Regions from separate parts of the Homo sapiens genome. Here regions 1 and 2 are each linked to region 3. A link is an interaction called in ENCODE POLR2A ChIA-PET data of the cell type or tissue named here. Cell type or tissue: HepG2. All regions are shown on one strand. Each heading gives the region's core, and the rest is flanking DNA. Links, peaks and the distances in the headings are about the cores only. Region 1 has its middle 6.5 kb from the start of PTPN2. Region 2 has its middle 14 kb from the start of SEH1L. Region 3 has its middle 18 kb from the start of LINC01882.

Evidence for each region. Peaks named below come from ENCODE experiments on the same cell type or tissue, not always from the same donor. Only the 100,000 strongest peaks of a DNase experiment are listed, where the experiment ranks them.
Region 1: POLR2A ChIA-PET joins it to region 3 with 11 read pairs; 22 of 35 experiments call an interaction of 5 or more read pairs at or near these places.
Region 2: POLR2A ChIA-PET joins it to region 3 with 13 read pairs; 12 of 35 experiments call an interaction of 5 or more read pairs at or near these places.

The regions. Positions count from the first base shown.
Region 1 is chr18:12,886,683-12,894,774 of GRCh38, forward strand. No RefSeq gene overlaps it. Among named protein-coding and RNA genes, the nearest start is that of PTPN2, 6.5 kb to the left of the region's middle. In HepG2, for the core only: a CTCF peak has its summit at 4,007; a DNase peak (open chromatin) is centred at 4,009.
Region 2 is chr18:12,930,326-12,938,417 of GRCh38, forward strand. No RefSeq gene overlaps it. Among named protein-coding and RNA genes, the nearest start is that of SEH1L, 14 kb to the right of the region's middle. RefSeq lists a silencer at 2,945-3,239. In HepG2, for the core only: a CTCF peak has its summit at 4,337 (motif pointing left); DNase peaks (open chromatin) are centred at 3,236 and 4,336.
Region 3 is chr18:12,727,857-12,735,703 of GRCh38, forward strand. No RefSeq gene overlaps it. Among named protein-coding and RNA genes, the nearest start is that of LINC01882, 18 kb to the right of the region's middle. RefSeq lists a silencer at 6,476-6,642. In HepG2, for the core only: no CTCF peak of the experiment used is centred there; a DNase peak (open chromatin) is centred at 2,525; H3K4me3 peaks cover 2,048 bases.

The sequences.
Region 1 (8,092 bases), core at 1,211-6,210, 160 kb after region 3:
ACTGGAGGGAATTAGCTTGGGCCGTTTTTGCCCTTCTGTCCTGCCATGTGAAGGCCCCTAGGTGGCACCATGAGGAATGGGCCTTCAGCAGACACCAAACCTGCTGGTGCCTTGACCTTGGACTTCTCAGCCTTCAGAACTGTGAGAAATAAATTTCTGTTATTTGCAAATGACACAGTTGCAGCTATTTCATTATAGCAGCACAAACAGACTACCCTTATAGCTAGAACTTCAGAGGCACAAGCATATCAAAATACAGCCTAAAAGCCTGGTGTCTACAAGAGCTGTACATTTATAGAGCTGGGCAGACATTTGTTATACAAATTCAGATTGTACAGATTACAGTGAGAATGAACTTCAGTTAAATATATGTAGTTTTTAATAAACTTTTAATTGAAATATACACAAAAATGCACACAAATCACAAGTGCATAGCTCAGGGAGTTTTTACAGAGTGAACATAGCTGTCTATCAATACTCAGGCCAAGAACAGGAAATTTATCTCTCCTCCAGAAAGCCCCTGGAGCGCCATCCTAAATCCTCCCCCTTGAGTAACCAGCCCCAAGCCCTCTAACACCGTAGATTAGTTTTGCCTTTTTTGAACTTTGTTTAATTATATAATATGTGCTTTTTAATGTCTGACTGCTTTTGCTCAAGTTAGTGAGAGTCATCCACGTTGTAGGAATAGTTTGTTCATTCTTGCTGCTAAATAGCATATGATTGTTTGAGTCTACTACCATTTATTTGTTCTGAATTTGGTTGTTTCCAGTTTGGCCTTCTCATGAAGAGAACCATTAAGGACATGTTTGTCCTTGTCTTTTGGTAGACATACACTCATTTCTTGTGGGCATATGTCTAGGAGTGGGATTGCTGGATTGCAGTGTATCTATATGTTCATCATACACTGCTGAACAGTTTTCTGAGTGATTGCACCCGCACTTGAGCTTGGACACAGGATAAGGATGGCCACTATCATCACTTCTGTTCTATACTGTATAGTTATAGCAACAAGTGAGGAAAATTAAGAAGTGGTATAATGATTGGAAAGGATGAAACAAAGTTGATATTATAGCCAATATATTGTACACATAGAAAATCCAAAGTAATCTACAGGTCAACTATTAGATTAATAAGTGAATTTAGGCTAGGTGCAGTGGCTCACACCTGTAATCCGAGCACTTTGGGAAGTCAAAGTGGGAGGATCACTTGAGGCCAGTAGTTGGAGACCAGCCTGGGTAACATAGTGAGACTCCATCTCTAAAAATAAAAAAATTAGAAAAAAAAATTGAATTTAGAGATGTCTTTGAAAACAAAGTCAATATAAGAAAAAGCAGTTGTATTTTTTTTTTTTTTTTTGATGGAGTCACTCTGTCGCCCAGGCTGGAGTGCAGCGGTGCAATCTCAGCTCATTGCAACCTCTGCCTCCTGGGTTCACGCCATTCTCCCGCCTCAGCCTCCCAAGTAGTTGGGAATACAGGTGCCCGCCACCACGCCTGGCTAATTTTTTAGTAGAGATGGGGTTTCACCGTGTTAGCCAGTATAGTCTTGATCTCCTGACCTCGTGATCCGCCCACCTTGGCCTCCCAAAGTGCTGGGATTACAGGTGTGAGCCACTGCGCCCGGCAGAAAAAGCAGTTGTATTTCTACATAGCAACAGCAACTAGAAAATTTTTAAACATTGGAATATAAACTATTCCGAAAAATTCTTAACAAAAGATTAGCAAAACCTCTAGTCTGAAAACCACAACATATCACTCAGAGGAATGAAAGAAGAGCTAAATAAATGGAAGGATATACGATGTAATGTCTTGGAAACTTTAGTATTGTAAAGTTGCCAGTGCTTCTCAAAGTCATGTATGAATTCAGTGCAATCTCAATCAAAATCTCACCATATTTTTGTAGTGGAAATTGACAAGCTGATGCTACCATTTACAAATAAAAATGCAAGGGGCCAAGAATAGCCAAAATAATCTTAAGGAAGAAGAAAATGGAAGTTTTACCTCACCAGATAATAAGATTTACTCTAAAGCTACGATAATTAAAACAGCGTGTTCTTAGTGTGAAGATAGACAAATAGAAGAATGGAACAGAATAGAGTCTAAAGAAGAACTCAAGGGCCAAAAGTAGCCAAGAAGAACAGATCTGGAAGACATTATCCCTCCAGATATCAAGATCTCTTATAAAGATATGTGGTATCGACGCAAGGAAAGGCAAGCTGACCAAGGCAAGCTGACCAGTGGAACTAAACAAAGTCCAGAAACAGGTTCACACATATAGTCATCCGGTGTGTATCTTTGTGTGTGTGTATTTCACAAAGGCTTAAAGTAATGTGTCTTCAATAAATGGTGCTACATCCAAAAGAGCATAACTATATGTTTCCATTTTATATGAAGTTCAAAAATAGACAACAGAATAGTGATTACCTCTGGAGGCAGCTGGGGGCTGCCTCTGGTAGGGTGGGGGTGTTGCCTGGGAAGAAGCATGAGAGAATCTTCAGGGGTCCTGGAAATATTCCATATCTTGATTTGGTTGGTGGTACACTGTTGTGTATAATATACACGTATTTGTACATGTGTGTATAAAATGTCATTGAGCTCCACATTTAAGATTTTTTGGACTTTATTATATGTATGCTAACCTCAATAAAACTAAAAAATTCCTCACTCGAGTGAAAACTTTTTTAATTTAAATAAAAATAAACGGTATTTCATTTAGAAATGGAAACCAGGCACATTATCTTACACAGTATTTCATAAACTACCATCACCTAGTGAATATAGCAAAAGACTGTATATGGCTTCAAAGCCACATAATGCACCTAAATTCTCTAAAATTGCCAGCAATTACAAAGTGATAGATATGAGCCACATAGGATCAAGATGGGGATTCACTCATTCCATATTTTGGAGCCACAAAGTATATCTGCTGCCTAGGTTTGGACCAAATGCAATTAATGTATCAAACAAAAAATCCTAATATTTATTCAGCTTCATCCACAGCCTCCAAAAATGGTTTTAGTAAAAGACCAAATAAATTACGGTTTTTAAAAAAACTTTCGGGGCTGGGCGCGGTGGCTCACGCCTGTAATCCCAGCACTTTGGGAGGCCGAGACGGGCGGATCACGAGGTCAGGAGATCGAGACCATCCTGGCTAACACGGTGAAACCCCGTCTCTACTAAAAATACAAAAAATTAGCCGGGCGTGGTGGTGGGCGCCTGTAGTCCCAGCTACTGGGGAGGCTGAGGCAGGAGAATGGCGTGAACCCAGGAGGCGGAGCTCGCAGTGAGCCGAGATGGCGCCACTGCACTCCAGCCTGGGCGAAAGAGCGAGACTCCGTCTCAAAAAAAAAAAAAAAAAAAAAAATTTCAGGCTCTGTGTGGTGGCTCACACCTATAATTGCAGCACTCTGTGGGACCAAGGTGAGTGAGTCAGCCTGGCCGACATGATGAAACCTAGTCTCTACTAAAAATATAAAAATAAGCTGGGCGTAGTCACGCGTGCCTATAATCCCAGTGACTCAGGAGACTGAGGCAGGAGAATCGCTCAAACCTGAGAGGCAGAGGTTGCCGTGAGCCAAGATTGCGCCACTGCACTCCAGCCTGGGCAACACAGTAAGATTCCGTCTCAAAAAAAAAGCTGGGTGTGGTGGCACATGCCTGTAATCTCAGCTACTCAGGAGGCTAGGCAAGACAATTGCTTGAGCCTGGGAGGCAGAGGTTGCAGTGAACCAAGACGGCGCCTGTTGCACTCCACCCTGGGTGACAGAGTGAGACTCTGTCTCAAAAAAAAAAAAAACTTCCAAAAATAACTACCTAACCCAACTACACAGAATATGTGGTAGGCCTTCCAATGAACTATCATAGTCCCTAAATATGTCAGTTATCAATTTATTGACATTAAGCTCAAGGCTTCCTTTTTCACCTTCTCTATGAGAATGGATCTGGGCCCTTTAAATATTTTTCCTTTGCCAGCTGACACAGTGTTAAGCTTTGTCAGTAGGGGGAGTGGAGAGACACTTAAGGAGAAAGGGCTTGCTGGGAACCGCACAGGGGAACTGTGCTTGCTGGGCTGACTCCAGTGACCAGCAGCCTCCCCCAGCACCTTGCTCCTGGGGGTGCGTCTGTAGCAGAGTACCTCCCGTGAGACATCTCCCCGTGAGCAACTTTCCCATACACCCAGAGGGCAATAGAGTAGATTGAATGGGGGCCTCTCAAAAATGTGTCTGCCTGGAACCTGTGAATGTGACCTTCTATGAAAAAAGGGTATTTGCAGATTGAGCTACAAATCCTAAGATCAGATCATCTTGGATTATCAGGGTGAGCCCTAAATCCAATGACAACTGTCCTTCTAGGAGAAGGGCAGGGAGAGATTTGAGACAGGAAAGGGCCATATGAAGATGGAGGCAGAGGTTAGTCACTCAGCTACGGGGAACACCTGGAGCACCCAGAAGCTGGAAGAGGCAATGAAGGCTCCTCCCTGAACCCTTCCAAGGGAGCAGAGCCCTGCAGACACCTTGGTTTTGGACTTCTGGCCTCTAGAACTAAGTGAGGATAAATGGTGTTGTCTTAAGCCACCAAGTCCATGGTCATTTGATATGGCAGCCAGCTGTACAAGGTTTCCAGCTAGTTCCACAAATGCACCCCCACAGGGAGGGCTCTCCATGCAGCGGGCTAGAGGCACGCCTTCTCTAAGAAGATCTGGGACTCCTTAGAGTTTCATCCCTCAGCTTCTCAATGAAAAAAAATCCTTAAGCTTCTCAATGAAAAAACTTTTGAATGGAAGTACCTTAAAATTAAGGATTTCTGTTCATCAAATGACAGCATTAAGGAAAAGGGTGAACTGCAGAGTAGACGTTTTGCAGTGAATACTTCCCCAAAAGACTCAGGCCCAAAATAAAGAACGCCTACAAGTCAGTATGAGAAAGATAGCTTAATAGGAAAACGGGCAAGAGATTTTTGAGTAGGCATTTTGTGAAGAGGATATCCAAATGGCCAGTAAGCATATGAACCTTACCCTCATTAGTCACTAGAGAATGCCAGTTACTCCTATAATGAGATAATACCTCACCCCACCAGAGTGGCAGGAACTGGAAGCAGCTATAGGTCTTACACCTGCGGGGTGAATGAATGTTGACTGGGGGAGTGAGGAGTGTAACCGGGCCCTTTGAGATTTCAGCACCCCGCATTTTTAGTGGCTGAAACCATGAACATTCTGATCAGGCCCTTGCCTGCTTGCACATGTTAACTGCCCGCTTTCTGCCAATATCCCTTGCTCCCTCAATATAATGATAAACTGCTGATGTGCTGTTTCTTCACCAAGAGGAGAAGATAACTTCAAGGTCACAAAACATTTTTGCAGAGGGAATGGATGCTGTTAAGGATGTCATGACCGGCTGTTGATGCCCAGAAGTCTGGTTGTTCAAGGCACTATCTGAGACTGAAGAAACACAGACTTTCCCATCGGTTCCCTGAAACTCCCCCTCCCTTTTGTCTAGCTGCACAAAAACTCCCTGCTTCACCTTTTTGTTAAGACAGATTTGAGAGATCTTGCCCTCCTGCCCTCTTGCCTTGGTCAAATTGAATAAACCTTTCTCTATCTCCAAGCACCAGTGTCTCAGTGTTTGGCCCCAGCTGCTCATGGGGTACACAGGTCTGAGTTTGGGGTTCTACAATAGAAGTACAGTCCTAGCAAATCAAGCTGCATTGAACCATTCCAGAGGACAAAGGGTGGCATAAAAATCTGTTGGAAGAGAAGTTACCAGAGAGTGACAGATATATACTTTACCACGTTGTTAAGATAAATATCACAATTTTGCCTTGATTAGTCTTGGAAGAAAGAATAAATAATGGATAAAGGAAGATGAAAACTAGGTGACTTTGATCAGTATTCTAAAAATGATTCATGTGTCTTTTGTTGTTGTTTTAGAGACAGGATCTCATTCTGTCTCCCAGGCTGGGGTACAATGGTGCGATCATAGCTTACTGCAGACTCCAACTCTTGGGCTCAAGAGAGCCTCCCATCTCAGCCTCCAGAGCTGGGACTACAGGCATGTACCACGCCCGGCTAATTTTTAAATTTCTTTTGTAGAGATGGAGTCTCACTATGTTGCCCAGGCCAGTCTCAAATTCCTGGCTTCAAGTGATCCTCCTGCCTTGGCCTCCCAAAGCATTGGGATTACAGGTATGCGCCACCATGCCAGTCCCTAAAATGATTAGTTCTTGAGTACTTTGTTAGAACCATATTCCTTTGTATGTGTTAGATGGTTCTCAAGTCTCCTTAATTCTTGAAATCTAGAGCTTTTTATTTATTTTGATAATTTTGAGTCTGCATCCATCAGTGTCCCAGAGGATGTACAGTTGTGAAACCGTTGGCACACTAAGAAAGGTAATTAAAGAGAGTTTAAGGACAGAATGATTTACAGAGTTGTGGACAAGATTAGAAGAAATCTAAACACTCAGGGCTAAACACTCAGGGTTAACAACTGTGTGGAAATTCTACCAATCCATGGGTCTGAAGGTGCAGGGGACAGGAGCAGTTACCAAAACCCAGAGAGAGGGCAGGAGAGGGCTATCAGATGGGCAATGTGGCTTTCTGTGAAGGAGCACAGCCACAGCAGGCCCATGGCTTTGGCAGGAACACACACTGTATTCCTTTCCTACTGCTGCTGTGACAAATGACCCCAAGGAGTCCAGGGGCCCTGGCTCATATTCAACTAGTATGAGGGCTCATAGAAGTGAAACAGTGTTGAAGCAATTAAAGCTTCTCCAGCTCAGCTTATCACATCTGAATTCAAGACCTTGTCTATAGGCCAGGCGTGGTGGCTCACGCCTGTAGTCCCGGCACTTTGGGAGGCCGAGGCGAGTGGATAACCTGAGGTCAGGAGTTCGAGACCAGCCTGGCTAACATAATGAAATCCCATCCTACTAAAAATACAAAAATTAGCCGGGCTTGGTGGTACGCCCCTGTAATCCCAGCTACCCGGGAGGTTGAGGCAGGAGAATCGCTTGAACCTGGGAGGCGGAGGTCGCAGTGAGCCGAGATTGTGCCACTGTACTTCAGCCTGGGCAACAAGAGCGAAACTCCATCTCAAAAAAAAACACAAAAAAACCTTGTCTATAAAACTGTCTTCTTTCCCTGTTTTCCCTATCACAGCTAATGGCATCACTTATTCAACCAAGCTACAAACCTGGAAGTCATCTTCAACATCTCTCTATCCTTTATCTTCTGTGTCTAATGGGTCGCTGGTTTCTGTTGCTTCTTGCCTCCCAAGAAATCTCTCAAATCAATGCTCTGCTCTCTGTCTCCCCCTGCTGCTGCCTTAATAAAGATTTCATCCTCTTCCTGTCTCCTGCTCTATCCTGATGCTCGACCTTGGGTACCACCATTGGGTACCAGTATGGTGCCTGATTATAGTAGATGAAAAGTCAATGTGGCCGGGCACGGTGGCTCACGCCTGTAATCCCAGCACTTTGGGAGGCCGAGGTGGGCGGATCCCGAGGTCAGGAGATTGAGACCATCCTGGCTAACGTAGTGAAATCCCGCCTCTACTAAAAATACAAAAAATTAGCTGGGCGTGGTGGTGGGCACCTGTATTCCCAGCTACTCGGGAGGCTGAGGCAGGAGAATGGCGTGAACCCAGGAGGCGGAGCTTGCAGTGAGCCGAGATCGCGCCACTGCACTCCAGCCTGGGTGACAGAGCAAGGCTCCGTCTCAAAAAAAAAGAAAAGAAAAGAAAAGTCAATGTGATTGCAAGAATAACAGTGAATCTTTGTTGGACGTTCTATTGTTTCCAAATTTCCTATTACATAAAAATGTTGTAATATCTTTTTCAGACATAACTCGTCCCTTTTTTTTTTTTTTTTTTTTGATGGAGTTTCGCTCTTGTTGCCCAGGCTGGAGTGCAATGGTGCGATCTCGGCTCACCACAACCCTAGTCTCCCAGGTTCAAACGATTCTCCTGCTTCTGTCTCCTGAGTAGCTGGGGTTACAGGCATGCGCCACCACATCCGGCTAACTTTGTATTTTTAGTAGAGACGGGGTTTCTCCATGTTGGTCAGGCTGGTCTCGAACTCCCGACCTCAGGTGATCCGCC
Region 2 (8,092 bases), core at 1,304-6,303, 200 kb after region 3:
ATTTCGGTGTCATGTGGATTATTTCTCTATTTACAAAAGTAATAATGATGACAATGCTGGGTCCTGCTCCCAGAGATTCTCATTCAGTTAATCTGGGGCAGATCCTGGGCAAGAGGATCTTCAAAAGTTTTCCACAGGATTCCAAGGGAAAGTAAAGCTGAAGACCACTGTGCCAGGCCAGCACAGTTCTCAGGGGGAGGGGAGACCAACAGAGCATCCGTCATGAGAATCAATGGCTTGCTGTGTAACAGATGGCCACGCACTTCGCTTAAAACAACTCAAATTTGTTCTTACAGTTCTAGAGATCAGAAGTTTAAAATTAGTCTTAAGGAGGCCCCTGGAGAATATCCATTCTGCTTTAGTCTATTTGGGCTACTATAACAAAATACCACAAATTGGGTGGCTTCTAAACAACAGAAATGTATTTCTCATAGTGTGGAGGCTGGGAAGTCCAAGATCAAGATGGATTTGGTGTCTGGTAAGGGCTCATCTTCTCACTGGAAGGGGCAAGCTAGCTCTTTTGGTGGATCTCTTTTACAGGGATGCCAATTTCAATCATGAGGGTCCACCGTCAAAACCTAATCACCTCCCCAAGACCCCACCTCCCAATATCATCACCTTGGGGGTTAGAATGAAACACATGAATTTGGGGAGACACAAACATTCAGACCATAGCACCTGCCCTGCCCCTTCCAGCTTCCAGGGCTGTCTATTTGCTCTGGAAAGAGCGACTCTATCTTCCAAGCAACTGCCCTTTGTTGTAAGCAGTGTAAGCAAACTGCCCTTTGCTTTGGAGAAAGACACTATTGTTTGTCTTCCAAGGCTGTTCATTTCACCAACATTCTTGAAAAGGTAACCCAGAACAAAGGGAAGCCAGTGTCCCACTGCAAGACATGGCCGCATCACTCCAATCACATCACCTCCTCTGACACTGACCCTCCTGCAACCCCCTTACAAGGACTGTTCCGTCACACTGAGCCCACCCAAATAAGCCACGACCATCTCCCCATCTCAAGGCTCTTAACTTGCTCACATTTGCAGAGGTCCTTTACCATGTAAAGTAACCTATTCACAGGTCCTGGGGATTGGGACATGGACATACTTGAGGGGCCATTATTCAGCCACCATACTGTGATGCTCAAAATGAACTTGGTTGAGATGTCAGAGCGAGGACTAAATCTCCACCTAGAATATTGGAACCCAAAGGGCTCAGGAAGTTTCCAGCGCCATCTCAAACTATTTCTTAAGAGTGACCTACAAAAAAATTTCCATGTCTCCCTAGACTATAGCATTACACATCAGCTGTCCCAAATAAACGGGCCCTGGGGTAGTGGTCGCATTAACCGAAAACTATTTTCTTTCCCAGGTCCCAGGACAACAAGCCCCATTACAACATAAGAACTTGGGAACAGTAACTGCCCTTTGTGACAAGGGGAAGAGGACATGCAAACGTTAGTTACAATAGCAGTGAGGAGTACTGGTGGCGGCATGCATTCCTATTTCTCCCTTTACAGAAAGATTGAAGTGGATCCCAGCTGATTCTTACAAGTATGTTGGTAGGACTGATCGTGAAGCATTCTCTCTTCTTCTCTTTCTCTCTCCAAATATTTATAAGAACTTACTGTGTACCAGGCAAATAATGCTTGGGAAGACCCTGTGCTTCCTTCCCTACTCTCTCATTCTTCCAGTGTCTTCCAGAGGCAATTCCTGCAGTTCTTGCAGTGGTTGCCAGTTTCCTTGCTTATGGACTGCCAATTGCTCTCCTCTGCTTACAGGATGAAGTTCAGGGCCTCCAGTCTGGCACCTGGGGTCCCGTCTTGTCTGTGCAGTGTTCTCCCCCAGGACTCACAAAATGACTCTCACACCCCAGCAAAGTCCATCTAAATAGGAACACCTAGCCATTTTTTATTGTGTTGCTTAAATACTAAATTCTTGACATAAGGCATCATAAAGTTTCCTTCCTGCAGGTTATAGTGGAGGACGCTGAAGCTGCTGGACCCCAAGGTTGCTGCCATTGCCACCACGATGCACAACGGCCTGAGAACTTCTCTGGCCCAAGGGCTGCTTCCTGATGCCCAGCCGTGTCTGACTCTGCCTGGCTACAACGACTTCTTCTTGCCCAAACTCCAGAGACCCATCTGTTCTGTTACTTACCCGTCACCTAGGAATGGTTTGATCCCAGTCACCTGACAAACTTCTGGAAACTCAAATGCATCGCACTAGGAGAAGGTTGGATCCCTGAAACCCATCCGTGAAGGCCTGAGTAGTCCCAGGATCTCAGCTAAGAAACTACTGGACTAGGCCATCTCTGAGGTCCTTTCCTCCAGTGAAAGTCTGTAATTCTGTAATTTTACTCCAATTGTGTCCTTTCAATACATAATACAAATTATGGTGGGAAGAAAAGATCCCAGGGAAGTCAGCGAGGAAGACCCTCCCTTCCCTTATTCCAAGCCACTGCAGGCATCCCTGGCCTGCAACATATACTCTTCTTGGCAAGGCAATCCAAAATGCTCTCTGACCCCTTCACAGGAAAGAGATTGAGCCCTTCATCCCTGCCCCAACTGTTGCTGCTTGGACACTAAGAGAGAGGCTAGAATAGCAAGGGTTTCCCTCAACAGCAGGACTGTTGACCTAAGGTAGAAAGGTGGCTCTCCTGGGTTCCTGCCACCTGGCTCTGCCCTTCTCAGCACTGCTACTGCCTCTGCAAGAGCCTTCTCTCGCCTTCGACCTCAGTCAGAAAGGAAAACATGCACTCGGGGCTTCTTTTGGTTTAGATAGGCTCTCCCCTCCAGAGCACAGGAGTGAGGAGCAAAGGATGTCTGCATGACATTTTCTCCAGTGCTTGCTACGGGGAGACAAGAAGAACACCACTGCCCAAAAGTTCCAGAGGGGAATGCCACTCAAGGCCATGGGCCCCAGGCAGCCCGTTACTATGCAGATGGCAGCCTCCTGGTGCAGAGGACTGATGTGAATCCTCAGAAAGCCTAGAGGTGCCATTCTGCAGCCACCTTCTCCATTCTAGCAGCACATTTTTCTCCCCACCACACCTCCCAGAGGAAGAGGACCCTCCTCATCCTCTATACTCCTGTTGCCAGATGAGTCTCCCTGGGTGTTTCACATTTTTGCATGCCTTGCAGTCTTTGCATGTCTGCCTTCCCTTTGTTCTGGGTTACCTTTTCAACAATGTTGGTGAAATGAACAGCCTTGGAAGACAAACAATAGTGTCTTTCTCCAAAGCAATGGGCAGTTTGCTTACACTGCTTACAACAAAGGGCAGTTGCTTGGAAGATAGAAAGAGCAGCTCTTTCCAGAGCAAATGGGTAGGCAGGCTTACTGCCCATTGTCAAACATTCAGGGTCCCCAAGCTCAGAGATTGTCATGAATTGCAAGCCACTGCTTGTGCAGGTGTCATCCGGCCCCACATGCTAGGACTTAGGGCAAGGAAATGTGGGTACTATGGCTATAGTGATTGTTGTAAATAATAACACGGCTTCTAGCTAGGCACAGTGGTTCATGCCTGTAGTCCCAGAACTTTGGGGGTGCTGAGGCAGGAGGATCGCTTGAGCCCAGGAATTTGAGGCTGCAGTGAGCGATGATTGCATCACTGCACTCCAGCCTGGGCAACAGAGTGAGACCCTGTCTATAAAAAAAAAAAATACATAACACAGCTCCTGCCAGTATCCATATCCACTAGTCTGTGACGGCGCAACGCATTAGCTGGCAAGTAAAGTACCAGACCCCTCCAGGGCGTTGACACTCCCTAGTGCTGGGCTGAGGGCACATCAGCCCCTCTCCTCTCCCCCTGCCACAGCTTACTTCTGTGAAGGCCTCTCGTGTCCTGAGCACTTCAATTTTATTTTATTTTATTATTATTATTATTTCTGAGACAGAGTCTCACTCTGTCGCCCAGGCTGGAGTGCAGTGGCGTGATCTTGGCTCACTGCACCCACCGCTTCCAGGGCTCAAGCAATTCTCCTGCCTCAGCCTCCCGAGTAGCTGGGATTACAGGTGATCACCACCACACCCAGCTAATTTTTGTATTTTTAGTAGAGACGGGGTCTCGCCGTGTTGGCCAGGCTAGTCGCGAACTCCTGACCTTAAGTCATCTGCCTGCCTCAGCCTCCCAAACTGCTGGTAAAGGCATGAGCCACCGCGCCCGGCCAAATTTTATCAACTCAATTAACATCAAATTTAGAAATGTAAAGATTTTATTTCCAGTTTGACGATAAGCTGCCTGCCCTGTGACAGACCACTGAAAAATTCAGCTGTGGCTGACACCTAGGAATTTGCAGTTACAGGACGTTTCCAAGTTCCATATGCGATGTCATAGTGCCGCCTGCTGGCTCCTGTCTCACAGGAATGCTACACATGCAGACGGTGGGTCTGACCCCGCAGCTCACACACAGTTCACGGATGAACCTGAGGAAAGTAGGAATGAAGCTCACAAATGTCATGTAGAACAAAAGGAGCTGGGTAGGAAAAGTATAGATTGTGTAATTTCATGTACAGGAAGCACAAAACAAGTGAAACTTCACAAAACAAGTGAAACTAACTGTACCAGTCAAGGTTTCGCAGAGAACTAATGGGAGATCTATGGATATATTTTAAAGGAATTTATTTAAGGGAATTGGCTCATGTGATTGTGGGGCCTGGCTGGTCTATAATCTGTAGGGCAGGTCAGCAAACCAGAAAAAGTCTGGTAGGATTTCTGTGTTACAGACTTGAGGCAGAATTCCTTCTTTTTCCCTGCTCTCTTGAGAGTCTTTGCTCTCAAGTCCTTCAACTGAATGGGTGAGGCTCACTCTCATTATTGAGGGTAATCTCCTTAAAGTCAATGGATTGTAGATATTAATCATACCTACAAAATATCTTCACAGCAACTTCTAGACCTAGTGTTTGAGCAAACAACTGGGCACCATAGCTTAACCACAGTGACACATAAAATTAACTACTGCAGGCTGGGCGCGGTGGCTCACGCCTGTAATCCCAGCACTTTGGGAGGCCGAGGTGGGTGGATCACGAGGTCAAGAGATCAAGACTATCCTGGCCAACATGGTGAAACCCTGTCTCTACTAAAAATACAAAAATTAGCTGGGTGTGGTGGCGCGCACTTTAGTCTCAGCTACTTAGGAGGCTGAGGCAGGAGAATCACTTGAGCCTGGGAGGCTGAGGTTGCAGTGAGCCGAGATCACACCTCTGCACTCCAGCCTGACAACAGAGTAAGACCCTGTCTCAAATAAATAAATAAATAAATAAAATTAACTACTGCAGTCAACTGTTTGTCAACGTGGCACCTCTACATATCTCCTTAAACTATACTTAATCTCCAGATAACAGCAAAATCATACTTGCACCTCACCTGATTCAACTATCTTGGGTAAAACCAGAGACACACTAAACCTTCCCCAGAAGAGGACGTAGGGTTCTTGGGTCATGTTTACTCTTCTCTTTGGTATCCTGTAACTGAAATATTAAGATATGTCTTATGTAATATAAGGGAATAAGAGAGAGAAGAAGACAAATATATTTTCTAAACACACACACACACAACACATTTGTAACCAAATAAGGAAGAAATACTCGTAACAATTACAGTCCCCATTTTTGTAACTGGCCATGTGGTTTAGCTGGTATTTATAACCATCTGCTTCCACTACCCATTCCAGATTCCCTTTGCCCTCAGCAAGCACCTCAGCTGGTCATGGTTTGTCACCTGGTGGGGTGACCCAAACCTTCCTTCCTGAAGAGTTTGGACCATTTAGTAGTATGGCCTGAATTAGGTTGTTATAGTTTTCCATTGATCTGAATCACAGTGCAGAGTAACATTGAGATCTCCTGTACTCCAGATGCACTCTTACTTACCTCCGTCGGGGAGTAGCAGCCCAATTTTCCCTTGGTAGCCAGGACCAATCACCCCAGAAAACACAGCAGCTCCCTTCTTAGCCTGTTGACTCAGAAGCATGAGGAGCCCCAAGTGGCTGGGTGGCACGTTAACTGAGAGTTTGGTGGAATCACTGTTGTGTTTCCTGGTGGAAGCACTCTTCCCTTTGGAACTAAGACTTTTAGATCAGCAGAGCATTAGGTTACAGAACAGGAAGAAAACATTTTGCTAGTGGGTCAGTATAGGGGTAATAGTGAATGGTGCCAACTCCATTTCCATCCCTTGATTCCTGGACTTATGTATCATGGCTATTGGCGAAGCAGCACCCTATATTGGATGCTAACTTATATTTATTTATTTTGAGACAGGGTCTTGTTCTGTCACCCAAGCTGGAGTACAGTGGCATGATCAAGGCTCACTGCAGACTTGGCCTTCCGGGCCCAAGTGACCCTCCCATCTCAGCTTCCTGAGTAGCTGGGAGTACAGCTGCATGCCACCACGCCCAGCTAATTTTTAAACTTTTTTTTTTTTTTTTTTAAATAGAGACAGGGTCTTGCTATGTGTCTCAGGCTGGTTTCAAACTCCTGAGCTCAAGCGATCCCCCAACCTCAGCCTCCCAAAGTACTGGGATTACAGGCATGAGCCACCACCCCCAGCCCCTTGGGTGCTAATTCAGAGCATACACAACCTCCTGGAGAATATTGCCCCAGCCCTGCAAGGCATTACCACCTACCTGACACTGTATCTGAGTCTTCAAAACGCCGTTTCACTGTTCTGATCAAGGCACTCACTTCACAGCAAAAAAAAGTGCAGCAATGGGCACAGGCTCTTGGAAGTCACTGGTCTCACCATGTTCCCCACCATCCTGAAGCAGTAGGCAGATTAGAACAGTGAATAGAATAGAACGGGCTGAATAGGATAGAAGCAATGCTTTGTGGAACCTACCACAGTGGTGAATATGGCATTCTGTGGCTCCATGGATAAATTTTGGCAGAGGCATTGTGTACAGGGAAAGCAAATCCATATTCAGACTAAGTGTCCACCCCAGGAAGGACAAAATACCGACCTACCATGATGGAAGGAGTCCAATGTAACCAACATGCCACCTGTAGCTGGCTGATCATCCCGGGGAATGGTGCCATATTGGAGCCTCAGTGTTGGTCTCTACCACTGACAGATTGGGCACTCGGTGGTGGGTGTAGCCAGGTTGGCCTTAGTGGGTGGAAGTCCATATTGCTGAACCCATGTGTAACCTCCATCCTGACACCATGGCTGCTTTGTTCGTGAACTCACTGGGCATGACAGGGGTGGCTACGGAAAGAAACCGCCTCGCATCCACAGAACAGGTCATTCTATTCTATTATTAAAATTCTCCTCTGTAGATGTCACCGTTTGGTGGGCATTCATATGGAACACAAATATCTTCCATTTTTTGCTCATTCAGAGAGAGAGAGACATCAAATTTCCTTGTCACCAATTTCCAATAATGTTCCTTCTAAGTCCCTGACCATCAAGCAAAATCTCATAAGTGAATATACAATTATACCTCTTGCCATGTCTCCTTCCAAACAAAAACCACTGGATTCATTGCCCAAAGTTGGGGATTGCTCCCACTGGGAGGAATTCCCTTCACCACTGTTTCTTGGGGATGTCCCAGAAAGGGACTATTATGCTGTAGTTGTCCATATTGGGGTGCCTGCATATCATGCAGAACCACCTATGTGCCTGGTATATCTCGTCTCGTCTTCCTCAGTCAACTGATTGTAGGAAACTCTGTATGAGGCCATAGATAGGGGCGTGAACTGATAAGATTGTGTATCAGGACTAGAAGCCAAGGGCCCCACTCAGAGCTAGCAGCTTTTTGGGTCACTTGGTTGATGAGCTGGAGTGGCACACCCAAATGAAGAATGTCTTGCCTCCAAAATCCAAAAGGGCATTGTACCTCTTTTTTGGTTATAGGCGGAGCCAAATGCAACAACTTGTCTTTCATTTTGTAAGGAATATCTTGACATGCCCTACACCACTGGATCCCTAGAAATTTCACTGAGGGAGAAGGTCCCTGAATTTTAGTTGGATTTATTTACCATTCTCTGACATGCACATTTCTTACTAATAAGTCTAGAGCAGTTGCTGCATCTTGCTCATCAGGTCCAATCTGCATAATGTCATAAATGTACTAAACTGGTGTGATATCTTGTGGAAAAGAAAGGT
Region 3 (7,847 bases), core at 1-5,000:
CACACATGTCATCCCAGCACTTGGGGAAGATTTCTTGAAGCCAGGAGTTTAAGACCAGCCTGGGCAAAAAAGTGAAGCCCCATCTCTAAAAATCAAAACAAACACTGTAACTATAAAAATATGTTAAAATATCTTAATGGGTACGCACTATGTAAAGGTGTAATTTGTGACATCAATAATTTTTTTTTTAGCTTTTGCACAGCAAAACAAACAGCAGAGTAAGCAGACAACCCACAGAGTGGGAGAAATTTGCAAACTATGCATCCGACAAAGGAATAATATCCAGAATCTATAAGGAACTCAAATGAGCAAGAAAAAAATAATCCCATTACAAAGTGGCAAAGAACATAAATAGACAATTCTCAAAAGAAGATATACAAGCAGCCAACGAACATGAAAAAATGCTCAACATCGCTAATCATCAGGGAGATGTTAAGACCGCAATGAGATATCACCTTACTCCTGCAAGAACGATCATAATTAAAAAGTCAAAAAAACAATAGATGTTGGTGTGAATGTGGTGAAAAGGGAACACTTCTACACTGCTGGTGGGAATGTAAATTAGTACAACCACTATGGGAAACAGTGCGGAGATTCCTTAAAGAACAAAAAGTAGAACACCATCTGATCCAGCAATCCCACTACAGGGTATATACCCAAAGGAAAATAAGTCATTATATGAAAAAGACACATGCACACACGTTTATAGCAGCACAATTCACAATTGCAAAGATATAGAACCAACCTAAGTGACCATCAACCAATGAGTGGATAAAGAAAATGTGGTATATTCATCGTGGAGTACTACTCTTCAGCCATAAAAAGGAATGAAATAATGTCTTTTGCAGCAACTTGGATGGAGCCAGAGGCCATTATTCTAAGTAAAGTAACTCAGAAATGGAAAACCAAATATTGTACCTCTCACAAGTGGGAGCTAAGCTATGAGGGCTCAAAGGCATAAGAATGATATAATGGACTTTAGCAGGCCAGGCACAGTGGCTCACACCTGTAACCCCAGCACTTTGGGATGTCAAGGTGGGTGGATCACTTGAGGCCAGGAGTTCGAGACCAGCCTGGCCAACATGGTGAAACCCTGTCTCTACAAAAAAAAAAAAATACAAAAATTAGCTGGATGTGGCGGCATGTGCTTGTAGTCCCACCTACTAGGGAGGGTGAGGCACAAGAATCACCCAGGAGGTGGAGGTTGCAGTGAGCCAAGATTGCACCACTGCACTCCAGCCTAGGCAACAAAACAAGACTCCATCTCAGGGTAAAAAAAAAAAAAAAGAATGATATAATGGACTTTGAGGACTTAGCCAGGGAGGTTTGGAGGGGGTGAGGAATAAAACACTACATGTTGATTATAACATAGACTGCTTGGGTGATGGGTACACTAAAATCTCAGAAATCACCACTGAAGAACTTATCCAGGTAACCAAAAACCACCTGTACCCCAAAAACCATTGAAATAAAAATTTTAAAAATAATTTTTTTAAGATGAGAGATCTTGCTATGTTGTCCAGGCTGGTTTTGAACTCCTGAGCTCAAGCCATCCTCCCACCTTGGCCTCCAAAAGTGCTGGGGTTACAGGCATGAGCCACTGCACCTGGCCCTACATCAATAATTTAAAAGTAGAGTTGTAAAAGTGGTTTTTGTATATGATTGAGTAAGTTGTTATCAGCTTAAAATAGATTATTACAAGTATAAGATGTCTCATGTAAGTCCCAGGATAACCACAAAGTAAATACCTATATTCTTTCAAAATTGAAGTCAATCCTCTGAAACCCTGCCGCTGCTTTGTCAACTAAGTTTATGGAATATCCCAAAATCCTTTGTTGTCATTTCAACAATGTACACAGCACCTTCACCAGGAGTAGATTCCATCTCAAGAAACCACTTTCTTTGCTCATCCATAAGAAGCCACTCCTGATCTCTTCAAGTTTTATCATGAGATTGCAGCAATTTATTCACATCTTTAGGGTCCACTGTTAAATTTAGTTCTTTTGCTATTTCCATCTTGCAGTTACCTCTTTCACTGAAGTCTTGAACTGCTCAAAGTCATCCATGAACGTTGGAACTGACTTATCTTAATGTTGATATTTTGACCTCCTCCCATGAATCAAAATATACTTAGTGTCATCTAAAATGGAGAATCCTTTTCAGAAAGTTTTCAATTTACTTTGCCCAGATCCATCAGAGGAATCACTATTTATGGCAGCTATAACCTTAGGAAATGTATTTCTGAAATAAGACTTGAAAGCTGAGATTACTCCTTGATCCATGGGCTGCAGAATGGATGTTATATTAGCAGGCATGAAAACAACATTAATCTCCTTGCACATTTCCATCAGAGCTCTTGGGACCAGGTGTATTGTCAATGACTGGTGGTATTTTGAAAGGAATCTTTTTTTCTGAGCGGTAGGTCTCAACAGTGGGATTAAAATATTCAGTGAGTCATGCTCAAACAAATGTGCTGCCATTCAGGCTTTGATGTTCCACTGATAGAGCACAGGAAGAGGAGATTTAGCATAATTCTTAAGGGCCCTGGAATTTCTGGAATGGTAAATATTGGCTTCAGCTTAAAGTCACCAGCTGCATTAGCCCCTAACAAGTAAGCCAGCCTGTCCTTTGAAGCTTTGAAGCTAGGCATTGACTTCTGCTTTCTAGCTATGAAAGTCCTAGATGGCCTCTTCTTCTGATAGAAGAATGTTTCATCTACATTGAAAATCTGTTTTTTGTTTTGTTTTGTTTGAGACAGAATCTTGCTCTGTCGCCCAGGCTGGAGTGCAGTGGCGCGATCTCGGCTCACTGCAAGCTCCGCCTACCAAGTTCACGCCATTCTCCTGCCTCAGCCTCCGGAGTAGCTGGGACTAGCCTACAGGCGTCCGCCACCACGCCGGGCTAATTTTTTTGTATTTTTAGTAGAGACGGGGTTTCACTGTGTTAGCCAGGATGGTCTCTATCTCCTGACCTCGTGATCCGCCCGCCTCGGCCTCCCAAAGTGCTGGGATTACAGGCGTGAGCCACAGCACTGGGACGAAAATCTGTTGTTTTGTGTAGCCGCCTTCACCAATTAGCTGGATCTTCTGGATAACTTGCTGCAGCTTCTATATCAGTACTTGCTGCTTTACCCTGCATGTTTACGGTATGAAGACAGCTGTTTTTTCTTAAATCTCATAAACCTACCTCTGCTAGCTTCCAGCTTTTCTTCTGCAGCTTCCTCACCTGTCTCAGACTTCACAGAATTGAAAAAGAGGTACAGCCTTGCTCTGGGGTAGGCTTTTGCTTCAGAAAATGTTGTGGATGGTTTGCTCTTCTATTCAGACCACTAAACTCTCCACATCAGCAATGAGGAGGCTGTTTTGCTATCATTTGCGTTCACTGGAGTAGCACTTTTTTTGTTTTTGTTTTTGAGACAGAGTCTCACTTTGTTGCCCAGGCTGGAGTGCAGTGGCACAATCTTGGATCATGGCAACCTCTGCCTCCCGGGTTCAATCGATTCTCCCACCTCAGCCTCCTGAGTAGCTGGGACTGCAGGCATGCACCACCACGCCCAGCTAATTTTTTTTGTATTTTCAGTAGAGATGCGGTTCGGCCATTTTAGCCAGGCTGTTCTTGAAATCCTGACCTCAGATGATCCTCCCGCCTCGGCCTCCCAAAGTGCTGGGATTACAGGCATGAGCCACCGTGCCCGGCCTGGAGTAGCACTTTTAATTTCCTTCAAAAACTTTTTCTTTGCCTTCACAACTTGGCTAGCTGTTTGATAGAAGAGGCTTAGTTTTGGGCCTATCTGAGCTTTTGAATGCCTTCCTCAATAAGCTTAATCATTTTTAGCTTTTGATTCAAAGTGAGAGACTTGTGACTCTTCCTTTCACTTGAACACTTAGAGGCCACTGTAGGGTTATTAATAGGCCTCATTTCAATATTGTTGTATCTCAGGAAATAGGGAGGCCCAAGGAGAGGGAAAGAAAAGGGAGAACAAATGGCTGGTTGGTGGCGCAGTCAGAACACACACATTTATCAGTTAAGTTCTTTATCTTACATGGGTGCAATTTGCGGTGCTCCAAACCAATTACAACAAGTAACATCAAAGATCACTGATCACAGATTACCATAACATATAATAATAATGGGAAAGTTTGAAATATCTTGAGAATTACCAAGATGTGACACAGAGACCCAAAGTAAGTACATGGTGTTGAAAAAAACGGCACAATAGAACTTTCTTGACACAGAATTGCCACAAAACTTCAGTTTGTGAAAAAGCACAATAGCTGTGAATAGCACAATAAAGTGAGGGGCAATACAATGAGGTGTGCCTGTACTAGCAACCCAAATTCAACAGTACATTAACAGGATCATATACCATGACCAAAAGCAATTCATCCCTGGATGTGAGGATGGTTCAACATATGGAAATGAATAAATGCACTACAACACCTTAACAGAAAAAGGACAAAGATCATATGTCAATTCACGCAGAACAAGCACTTGACAAAACTCAACTCCCTTCCAATGCAAAACAATCAATGAACTAGGACTCCAGGGAAATTACTTCAACCTTGGTAGTCAAGGTCATATATGAAATGCCCACAGCTAAAGTCATACTCAATGGTGAAAAACTGAACGCTTTCCATTCTTACCAATTTTATTCAATGTAGTTCTTAAGTCCTAGCCAGAGAAATATACAAGAAAAAGAAATAAAAATGCATCTAGATTGGAAAAGAAGCAAAATGTTGTCTGTTAGCAGAGGACATGAACTCATATGTAAAAAACCCTTAAAATTCCATGAAATGTTAAAACTAATAAATGAATTCAGCAAAATTGCAGGATACAAAATCAACATTCCAGCATCAGTTGTGTTTCTGTACACAATGAACAATCCAATAAATAAATAAAGAACATCCCGTTTACAATAGCATAAAAGAGAATAAAATAAGTTGGGCATGGCGGCTCATACCTGTAATCCCAGCACTTTGGGAGGCCAAGGCAGGCAGATCATGAGGTCAAGAGATTGAGACCATCCTGGCCAACATGGTGAAACCCCATCTCTACTAAAAATACAAAGTTAACTGGGCGTGGTGGCGCGAGCCTGTAGTCCCAGCTATTTGGGAGGCTGGGGCAGAAGAACCGCTTGAACCGGAGAGGCAGAGGTTGCAGTGTCCGAGATCACGCCACTGCACTCCAGCCTGGTGACAGAGCGAGACTCCGTCTCAAAAAACAAAAAAAAACAAAAAAAAAAGAGAGAATAAAATAGTAATAAACTAAACCAAGGAGGCAAAAGAGTTATATAATGAAAATGATAAGACATTGCTGAAAGAGATTAAAGAAGACACAAATAAATAGAAATACATCTCATGTTCATGGATTGGAAGACTTAGTATTGATAAGCTGTCCATACTACCTGAAGCAGTCTACAGATTCAACGCAATCTGTATCAAAATCTCAATGGCTTTTTTTTTTGCAGACACAGAAAAAAAATCCTAAATTCATATTGAATCTAAAAGGACCCCAAATAACCTTGAAAAAGAACAAAGCTGGAGACCTCACGCTTCCTGATTTCAAAGCATATTACAATGTTAGAGTAATTGAAACAATATGGTACTGGCATAAAGACAGACATATAGACCAATGGAACAAAATACAGAGCCCAGAACAAAATACAAGGCATATTACAAAGCTATAGTAATTGAAACAATATGGAATTGGCATAAAGACAGACATATAGACCAATGGAACAAAATACAGAGCCCAGAAATAAACCCTCATGTTTACTGTCAAAGATCTTCAACTAAGATGCCAAGACTACACAATGAAGAAAGGATAGCTCTTCAACAAATGATGCCGCGAAAATTGCATATCCACGTAGGAAAGAAAAAAATGGGCCCTTAATCTACATCATATACAAAAATTAATTCAAAATGAATTAAAGACCTAAACCTAAGACCTGAAACTACGAAACTAAAAGAAAACATAGGGGAGAAACTTCATAACATTAGGAGAAGGGCAATGATTTCTTGGCTATGACACCAAAGGCACAGGTAACAAAATATAAAATAGACAAATGGGACTACATCAAAAACTTCTGCACAGCAAAGAAAACAACACAGTGAAAAAGAAACCTACAGAATGGGAGAAAATACTTGAAAATCATTTATCTGATAAAGGGCTAACATCCAGAATATATATTTTTAAATGTTCAAGGGATACCTCGTTTACCCTGATATTATTATTATACATTATATTCTCGTATCAAAATGCGAGTATCATATATATATATATATATATATATATATATATATATATATATATGCCTACTATGTACCCATAAAAATTAAAAATTTTTTAAAAATGGGCTGGGCGGGGTGTCTCACACCTGTAATCCCAGCACTTTGGGAGGCCGAGGCAGGCGGATCACCTGAGGTCAGGAGTTCAAGACCAGCCTGGCCAACATGGCAAAACCCTGTATTTACTGAAAATACAAAACTTAGCAGGGCATGGTGGCACGTGCTTGTAATCCAAGCTACTTGGGAGGCTGAGGCACGAGGACTGCTTGAACCCAGGAGGTGGATGTTGCAATGAGCTGAGATCATGCCACTGTACTCCCGCCTGGGCAGCAGCATGAGGCTCCATCTGAAAATAAATAAATAAAACTAGGCCAGGAACGGTGACTCATGCCTGTAATCCCAGCACTTTGGGAGGCCGAGGCGGGCGGATCACCTGAGGTCAGGAGTTCGAGACCAGCCCGGCCAATATGGCGAAGCCCCGTTTCTACTAAAAGTACAAAAATTAGCTGGACGTGGTCGTGGGCGCCTATAATCCCAGCTACTCAGGAGGCTGAGGCAGGAGAATCATTTGAACCCAAGAGGTGGAGGTTGCAGTGAGCTGAGATCACACCACTGCACTCCAGCTTGGGCAGCAGAGCGAGACTCTGTCTCAAAATTAAATAAATAAATAAACAAAAATAAAAATATGGGCAAAGAATAGACATTTCTTCAATGAAGATATACAAGTGAGCAAGTGTATGAAAAGGTGCTCAACATCTCTAATCATCAGAGAAATGCAAACTAAAACCACATGTAGTCTGTAATCCCAGCATTTTGGGAGGCCGAGGCGGGAGGATTACAGGAATTCAAGACCAGGCTGGCCAACATGGTGAAACCCCATCTCTACTAAAAACACAAAAATTAACTAGGCGTGGTGGCATACCCCTGTAGTCCCAGCTACTTGGGCGGCTGGGGCAGAAGAATCACTTGAGCCTGGAGGCGGAGGTTGCAGTGAGCTGAGATTGCACCACTGCACTCCAGCCTGGGTGACAGAATGAGACTCCATCTCACAAAACAAAACAAAACAAAACAGGCCGGCACAGTGCCTCATGCCTGTAATCCCAGCACTGTGGGAGGCCAAGGTGGGCAGATCACCTGAGGTTAGGAGTTCGAGAGCAGCCTGGCCAACATAATAAAACCCCGTCTCTACTTAAAAAATGCACAAATTAGCTGGGCATGGTGGTGTGCACCTGTAATCCTAGTTACTCAGGAGGCTGGAGAATCACTTGAACCCGGGAGGTGGAGGTTGCAGTGAGCCGAGATCGCACCACTACACTCCAGCCTGGGCAACCGAGTGAGACTCCATCTCAAAAACAAAACAAAACAAACCACGTGAGGTATCACCTCATACCCATTAGGTTGGCCATTATTAAAAGAAAAAAATACAAGCATTGATGAAGACGTGGAGAAACTTGAACTCTTGGACACTTTTGGTGGGACTGTAAAATGGTGCACTTGCTATGGACAACAATATGGAGGTTCCTCAAAGAATTAAAATAGACATAATATAACCCAGCAATC